Linked DNA regions of Homo sapiens: region 1 is linked to region 2. Evidence: read pairs that join two places in POLR2A ChIA-PET (ENCODE). Cell type or tissue: GM12878. All regions are shown on one strand. Each heading gives the region's core, and the rest is flanking DNA. Links, peaks and the distances in the headings are about the cores only. Region 1 has its middle 34 kb from the start of LINC02518. Region 2 holds the start of LOC107986637 (a long non-coding RNA gene).

Region 1 (4,406 bases), core at 182-4,181, 89 kb after region 2:
TGGGAGCACTGCATGTCTGGATCAACGGTGGCTCAACAAGTGTTCCTTCACAATACAGACTTTATATTTAATACACACTTTCATATGTGTGTTATATTTCACTTATTGAAGACTTCTTGATATAGTGATAATGCCTGCCTCTCAGGCTTATTATTGGAATTTAATGACGATATCAAGGATTCAGTGTAGTGTCTGATGTTTGCTCAATAAGTCTTCGTATCCTTTTCCTTATCTCCATTTTCTCTCTCAATTTTGCTTCATTTCTTCTCCCCACTGACCTCTTCTCCCTGTAGTACTCAAGCTCCTCTCTTAGCTTAGCTGTTTCACCATCACGTGATGAATCACTCTTGAGTCATGTCACACAGGAAATATTGTAAGGAAGGGGCAAAGGGAGGTCATAACAATATCACAGCCACCTGAGGGCATGAGTTCCAAAATTTTTCTTAAAATAGTAAATTTGAAAAGTTTGTTATAATGTTTGCAAAGCCATCTATTTTAAATACTTCCATTAATAGATGTTGAGCAGATTATATGTGACCAAAACTTGCCAGGTGCTGGAGAGAATGGAGAAGAATCATAAGAATGATTTCTGCCCCCTTGTAGCTAGAGACAATAAATGAAAACATATTCAACCTTAGAGAAATGAGGGGACTCCGAGAAGACTATGTGAGGGAAGTAGGACCTTAAATGGGAATTAAGAATGGAAGCCACTACAAGTGCCAAGTAAAGAAAAGGGAGGATGCTGTCCATGAGAACAAGAGATGTAAGGCAGAGGATGGGAGCAGAGGAAATGCTGGCTGGAAGATAACAGTAAGCACATGAATTGAGTGCCTACTGTGTGCTGTGTACTTTTCTACATGTTACAGATGGCCTCCTGCTTTGTATGCCTCGAAAAGCCTTATCAAGGAAGCATTAGCATCATTTCACAGATAATATATTGAGACTTAAAATGGCCATACAAGAGCCTGTAGTAGTAAAGCTAGAATTTAATGCCAAGCCTGTATGACATTAAAGCTTCTGTTCTTAACCACTACCCTAGACCACATTTCATTAGGATCTTATCATGGAAAGTCTGTCAAGGAAGGCAAATATGGGCTATAGGCAACAGCCAAATGGGAGCCACACATTATGTATTCTTGAGGAAGCAAATGAAATGCTAACAGCATTTCTCTGATCTTGACAGTGAGGGGAAATAGAATTTGTTTGTGACCACGTTTGTTGGACCAAATAGAAGATTGTGAGCTCTGTCCAGGATTGGATATGCTTTGGTTTTCAACCAAGGGGTTGGCCATGAAAACAAAGAGCAATTATTGAATCTAAAAATGAGTTTAAAGGAAGAAAATAAGGAAATGTTGACATTGGCTAGACAGATGAAGGAGAAAAAAAAAGTCAAAGGGAATCTCAGAGGCAGACCAAAATAATGTAATTGATAAGCAGACAACAGACAGGGCAAGCAACCTCTATGAGGAGAACGAGAGCTTGGGTTTTAATGTGTTCAGTTTGAGATGATTATAGGATATCTGAGGATAGGTTTACCATAAGCATTGAGAAAACCTTGGATAAGAGATCATAGGTAGATGCTGGGGAAGCAGTTAAGCATGAGAAGCCTCCAGTGTAGGTAGGATAACTGTTGGTTCTTTGTAAAGCCTCAGAAGTTGCTTATAGGAAAGAGACAGCAAAAGTACAAAATGGTAAATGATGAGAAAATTCTGCCTAGCTGCTTCTTTACTGAAATGGCTCTTCTTTTCATGCTTTCCCCTGTAAGGCACTAACTACTAGGCATGGATGTCATAATACTACCTCCACTTCCTAATTTCTGCCCATTTGTTTGTATAGCTACGTTTATACCTTTAATCCTGCTCTACTTCGTGCCATCTCAAATAATAAGGACAATAAAGATTGGAATCTGTCCACTTTAGCCTATACAGCACTGATCGAGGTGATATACATTTATACCATGTTATTTCGAGGTAAACATGAGATTAAACTCAATTACATTGAAGATTAAATTCCATTAAGTCAGCCTTTCCAATGAAACAGACTTCACAACTTCATTGCATGGCCTTTGTTACATTACTTTGGATAAAAGCTGAGATGCTGTTTAAAAAAGAAAAAAAAAAGCAAAAACCCAAAATCCAAAGGTTCAACAACATGGAATTTTATTTTTCACTCACATGCTTGTTCAAAAGGAGCTGTTACAGTCTGGTGAGATAGCTCTGACATCCTCAACTTACGGCTTCCATCTTAGGGACTAAGGTGGCAGTGCCAGCAATTGGGATATGGAGGGCAGGTGTAGCTTCCTTTTTTTGAGAAGGGATACAGAATATACAATCGCCACTTCTGCTCACACTTTACTGATCAGGACTTAGTTATATGACTCAGGACCACCTCAAGGAAGGCTGGGAAATACAGCTTCTAGCTGGATGGCCTGTGGCCAGCTAAAATTGAAGGGGAGCTGGAAGATCAAGGTTAATTACTAAAAAGAAGTTTAGAACAATTAGCAGATTCTACCACATCTGGATTCAGATTCTCTCCTCACCCTGCTGCTCCTTATACCGTACAACTTTTCTTCTTCAGGTAGCAAATTAATTTTTAAAGCAGCAAGTCCACTTTATAGCGTTGTTTTCAAATGTAACATGTTGCTATTTAAAAAGAGCTAAAAGCAGAGCAACTAGGCTGGAAATTAGGAAGTAAGCTGTCAGAATATGCATCTGACCCTCCCCTCTCCCTGTCCCCATCTCACTTTGTGGGAACCCCTTGATTTTGAGAAATAAAATTTGGAAACTGCTCTCACAGTGTTTATTATAAAAAAAAGAATATACTATGCTTTCTAGGCAGTCAAATATAATTGGTGAAAATCATTCTCTCCTACTTAAATAATGAAAAGACCTTTTCAAATCCTGGTTTACATTCATCCTGTCAGCAAAGTGCACACCCATGGATATGAGTTCAGAGCCATTTCCCAGCCTGAGAGGGCTTCTGGCTTTGCAGAACACCTTGCCAAGCATGAGTTAATCACCACGTTGATGCAAAGAGTGAAGAAGGAGGTTATTTCTGCAATTTTCCCCACAAATCTAATCTTGACAAATGGAATAATGTTACATCTCATTAGCTAATAAACTGTCTGGATTGGGGTTACATGTAAGGACAGAAATGAGTTCAAATTAATGCCTGATACTCTTGGAAACAACTTTTCTTATTCATTCAAGAATAGAGGGGGATGCTGTAAGTTTGATTGGGTTTAATTTAAAAAAAAAAGAATAGAGAGGAAAAAAATAAAACAATTCCCAATAGAAAAGTCAATAGAGCTCAAACAAGCAAACAAACAAAAATTAAGAAATATTCATTTCAGCCACTAATTCTATAGCCTCAATTACTGAAATCTAAGAAAACATGGCAAATACCTTGACTGCTTGGGGCTATGTCTCTGGTTATTTCAAGTCATCTGAGCCAAAACAAGGCCATGAAGTTTGGGGTTTTCTGATTTCATCAAGTAATTTTTGTGTTGTTACCACTTGGAGCTTATATTTTATTCTAGATATGTAACATAATAGAATTAATCATTTTGATTATAGACAGTTTTCAAAATATTTAATTGCTTCTTTTTAAGGAATCATGCCATAGTTTCTCATTTATTCCCCTATTGCCTGATAAAACGTTTCTGGTGAGGAAATCTCTTCTTGAAATGCCCACATGTGTAATACAAATCATTTTGCTTCAGATTGTGAATGTGGGAGTAAGTTGTATTCATCTACTAGTTAATAAAACTCCTAGACTGAGTTCAAAATGGGTTATGTCAATGCTTATCAAGGGAGTTCTCTGCAGGATGACCTCATTACCTGAATTAACAAAATACAAGAGCTTTATTATAATGTGACTTCATAATGGCCTAAGAGCATTTTTTATAAGTTATTAATAGTGTCTTTATAAGATTACCTGTTTGCATATAGAAAATTCAAAATATTGATGCACTTTAAATATATTTGTGCCCCATCAAAAAGTGGGCGAAAGATATGAACAGACACTTCTCAAAAGAAGACATTTATGTAGCCAACAGACACATGAAAAAATGCTCATCATCACTGGCCATCAGAGAAATGCAAATCAAAACCACAATGAGATACCATCTCACAACAGTTAGAATGGTGATCATTAAAAAGTCAGCAAACAACAGGTACTGGAGAGGATGTGGAGAAATAGGAACACTTTTACACTGTTGGTTGGATGGTAAACTAGTTCAACCATTGTGGAAGACAGTGTGACGATTCCTCAAAGATCTAGAACTAGAAGTACCATTTGACCTAGCCATCCTATTGCTGGGTATATACCCAAAGGATTATAAATCATGCTACTATAAAGACACATGCACACGCATGTTTATTGCAGCACTGTTCACAATAGCAAAG
Region 2 (4,406 bases), core at 147-4,146:
GAGGCTGAGGTGGGAGAATCGCTTGAACCCAGGAGTCAGAGGTTGCAGTGAGCTGAGATGGTGCCACTGCACTCCAGCCTGGTGACAGAGCGAGACTCCATCTAAAAAAAACAAAAAACAAAAAACAAAAAACTTACATCATGAGTGGGCAGGCTTTAGAAAGAGTTGCAACAGGATACTGAGCAAATACACACACATACACAAACACACCCATGCAATGTAAACACATGCCAAACTGTGGATGGTACTTACTTATAAATAATAAGTTTAAAAGAACATGTCTGATTGATAGATAAATAACTATAGATTCCAATCAAAAATAATTTTTCAAGGAGCTATGTTGTTTTGTTTTTTTTTTTTTTTTCAGTAGAAAACTGAGTTTTGCTAAGGCTCAGTGCCATTTCCAAACCCCCTGCCAGCCCAGGGTCTTGTGTTCTGCCTCATCTCAGGGGTCGTCCTTTATTAGAGCATCCTAGGATGTCAGGCCTAGAAAGAACCTCAGAGATTATCCAAGTTGGCCACCACGTCCACCCATACGCATGTACTTACTCCATTCACACTCTTCATTCTCCTAGGAGCTGTTGCTGTGGTTCATTGGGTGAGTTTGGCTCCAGGATGTGCTTCCTCGGGGGATTGCCCTCAGGGAAGCCAAGGGAAATCCAATCCAGAGGAAGCCATAATCTGCCCCAACTCCGTCCTGTGAAAGAATGTGGCCCTGCCGTTGGGGAGCTGGGGGATGACACGAAGTTCTGAAGGGCAAATATGGCCAACTCCTTTTCTCAGCCTCTACCAAAACAAGCCTCCACTCTTCATTTATTTCTCAGAATCTGGAAGTCAGCTCAAGAAACAGAGGCATCTGCTCCCATTTAAAAACAAGTTAGAGTATTAGATTCAGCTTTTTTTTTTAAGAGCTTTAAATTTGGAGAAAAGCCTTTGTTTAATCACATCAAGTCTGTGTCACAGGCTGAAAAATGCCAGGAAATTCCAAGCTAAAGGCAGATACTTCATCTATAACTCATGCCACAGGGCTTTTTTTTTTTTTTTTTTTAATTCTTTCCTATGCTTGCAAAGGCTGAAGCATCAGAAAAACTGATTTTTTTTTTGGTCTTGTCAGTTCATGTCATAACCTTGGCATTACTCTCTGTCTTTTTTTAATTTAATAAGAATATGAGATTATACTGATCCTATTCTCCTATTTCTTGTTAGTGCTGAACAAGCACTTCTGGCGCTCACAACTCAAATTCCTGCCATGTTGCTCTGTGCCTTAGTATGTTTGGCTATGAAGTAAAGCATCTTGACCTATCATTTATCTTTAAGGCCTGAGAAAGAAATTATTTTAGCATTCCTGCTCTTAGCTCATATATATAAATCTGTGATCAATGACACATTTGCAGCTCTGAAGTTAGCACAAAACTATGAAGAACAAAAAGAGCAGAGGGGATGGAGTGGGATAAGGTAGGGGTGGGTGGAGGGGGCAGTAAAAATCAACAAAACCCACCAGCAGAAGAGTATTAAATCTCCTGCTTTATGCCCAACCGTGGGTTTTGGATTTCATAAATGGGATGAAGAATGTATGTAACTCCAAAAATATGTAAGTCTTTCTCCTTTAAATGTGGAAAGTGTTCATTTTTCAATCTAAGTGCCCTGAATTTCTGTATTGCTTTTAGAGTTGTGTGGTACATAATAAAAATATGGAGCCTGCCCCAGACATAGCACAGCTCACGTTTTCAGGGATTTGAAAGCTTGATCACTCCAACTGCCTGTGAATAAAAGGGAAAAAATGAAGCATTAACACCAGGCATACCCTTTCCTGATTATGATCGTCAGTCATTATAACAGAAGAACAAAGCATGCTAGAGAACAGCGTCAGGAAGATGGCTTTAGTGAAATAAAGTATGCTCTGTAACAAATTAAATGTTAAGATCAGTTTCCAATCAATTAGTAAGTACTTATGAAGGGTTAACCAACTAACTACATGTTTCATTTAGTCTAAATAGAAACCGTAAGATCTGCTTTCAATGAGCTTTCAACCTAGTTTCAGTATGACAGTATAGAATATAGAATATAGGGTACAGGATAGTGCATATGTAGCCACCAGGACTTGGAATCCATGTATAGGAACCGTTCACGAAAACACCACAACCACTCCTGCAGTAGTACATCTGTGACTTCCATGGTACAGGCTTGGTTTTAAATCTCACTTTAACACACTCTTTCAATGATATTTACTGTGTGCCCTGCTGTATGTTAGTTTCTGTGGTGCACACAAGTGATGCAGCAGTGGAAGTGAAATAGATACAATCCGTCCCCTCACTGAGCTTTACAGGATAGCACATGACACATATATGATCAATCACACAAGTTTACAATCCCAAATTGTTATACAAATATGAGGTAATGAAGACAGTACTGTCTAATGAGGACCCAATTTAGACTGGAGGCTCAGGGAAGGGATCTGTAAGACGGAAGCCAGGGAAAATATCATCAGGTCTGCTGGATAGTCACAGGGCACAGGAGTGATCAGAGGCAAAGAACATGACTTACAGGCCAAAGAAAAAAAAAGAAAGGTGCAACACTTTGGATTGAAATGATCTTGACCATGTATCAACCTGCCTGAGGCCCAATCTTCTCATTAGTGGAGATGAATATATCAATACTTCCCATAGATTTATGTTAGAAAATAAATAACTGATATCTTTACGGGTACAGCAGAATATCCTGGGAAAAATTACTGAAATTATACCAAAGCCATCCAATGCCTACTGAGGAGCACCACAGACATAATAGGGGAAAATATATAAAATGTTTAATAAGGAAGAAACAATCCTGAAGAGTAAAGAAAAGATGTGATGTCTGCAGTGGGAGATAATTAATGGTGGGGCCAATAGGGGTCAGCACTTTTTTTTTTTTTTTTTAGGTTCAATAAAGTACTGGATTTATGAGGCAGTGGATTCAAAAGTTCACATAACTAAATACACAAACTGGCTTGTTTGTTTGGGATCGTTCAGTGTCTGAGAGTGAATTATTCATGCAAGCATTAATAAATTAAAATTTTTCAATTTGGCAGTTGAGAAAATTTACTTAAGGAAATAAAAGGGATATCTACCAAGTTTGGACTGGCTTGTGCATTTTTTAAAGCTGGCTCAAATCTTGAAGAGTAAAAGAAAGTTCAAGTTATTTATTAATGTTAGTTTTTTACTCTACTGATTTAGTGTACATGTAAAAAAAAAATCCTGAGATTGGTTGGAACTGAAGTATGAAGACAGCAAGAATTTACCTGCATTTTATCTAACCCAGTTATAACACTGACTATGATAGGCGAGAGAATCTGCTATAAGAAGAAAACCGATGCAATTTTCCTTTATCATGGAATAACTTTTAATGACACCCCCATCCCTTTGAAAATGTCACTTCCGTATCTTTTTTCCCTGGCTTAAATATACTTTTAAAAAATTCACTACTGAAATACATTTTTATGACTTCAAACTTCTGAAAACAATTATAGTTTTGGCATATTTTATCTACAGACAATAGAAAAATGTCATTCTATCAATCACTTCACACACATACAAAAAATCCCCCTGATAAATGATATGTAGTTTCAAAAAAATCCCCTGATAGGTGATTTGTAGTCAAAAGTCCATTAGAGTTCAAATTTTTCTTAGGGAAAAAAAAACTATTAATTTGACTTCCCCACCAAAAAAATATAATGGCTCTTAACTACACATTCATTTTGTTTCCTCTCTGTGTTAATCACTGCTAAAAAAAGTCTTCTAAATTTATTTTTTTCTACTTTCTTTTATGACCTTAATAGAAAGTAAAAGAACCCAGCATGATTTCTCTGTTTGCTTATAAATTGTAGTTTGTACAGATGCCCTGCAATTTTTACAACTGTATCACAGATAATATTTCCTGGAATCAGTCACTACCTGTTCTTTTCAGCACTGTCAGGCTTTCTTTTAATGAACATGAACAAATATGTTTGTCTTCTATTGTATCTTCTAAGATTGAGGGAGAAAAAAGCCCCATAAAACTGAAATTCCAGAACTGCCGCATCTTTTTAAATCTGAGTATCATCATTAGAGCTGTATTCACCCTTGCACTATCTATAGCTTAACAGAAAACCACATTTTTTCTCTTTAATTGGGGAGTTTATATAAAATATGTTCCAGACCCTGGCACGTAATGTTCACATAAAACAATAGTTCCCTTCACTTCATCCATTTCAAATATCTTGCTGCATCTCTGATCCATTATTGCTAGACAACTGATTTAAACTGCAGTTTAATAAAATTACACATGATTTCCTGGTTAACAATCTATTATATATAATATTTATATACATAATATATATTATAATATAATATTTATATATTATATATTTATATATTATATATTATATATAA

Evidence for each region. ChIA-PET counts read pairs that join two places held together with the same protein. Peaks named below come from ENCODE experiments on the same cell type or tissue, not always from the same donor. Only the 100,000 strongest peaks of a DNase experiment are listed, where the experiment ranks them.
Region 1: POLR2A ChIA-PET joins it to region 2 with 5 read pairs; 3 of 35 experiments call an interaction of 5 or more read pairs at or near these places.

Annotation. Positions count from the first base shown.
Region 1 is chr6:113,464,824-113,469,229 of GRCh38, forward strand. No RefSeq gene overlaps it. Among named protein-coding and RNA genes, the nearest start is that of LINC02518, 34 kb to the left of the region's middle. In GM12878, for the core only: no CTCF peak of the experiment used is centred there; no DNase peak of the experiment used is centred there.
Region 2 is chr6:113,375,494-113,379,899 of GRCh38, forward strand. LOC107986637 (a long non-coding RNA gene) reads right to left here and starts at 887. Exons shown (of 4, transcript XR_001744312.2): 1 at 550-887. In GM12878, for the core only: no CTCF peak of the experiment used is centred there; a DNase peak (open chromatin) is centred at 2,248.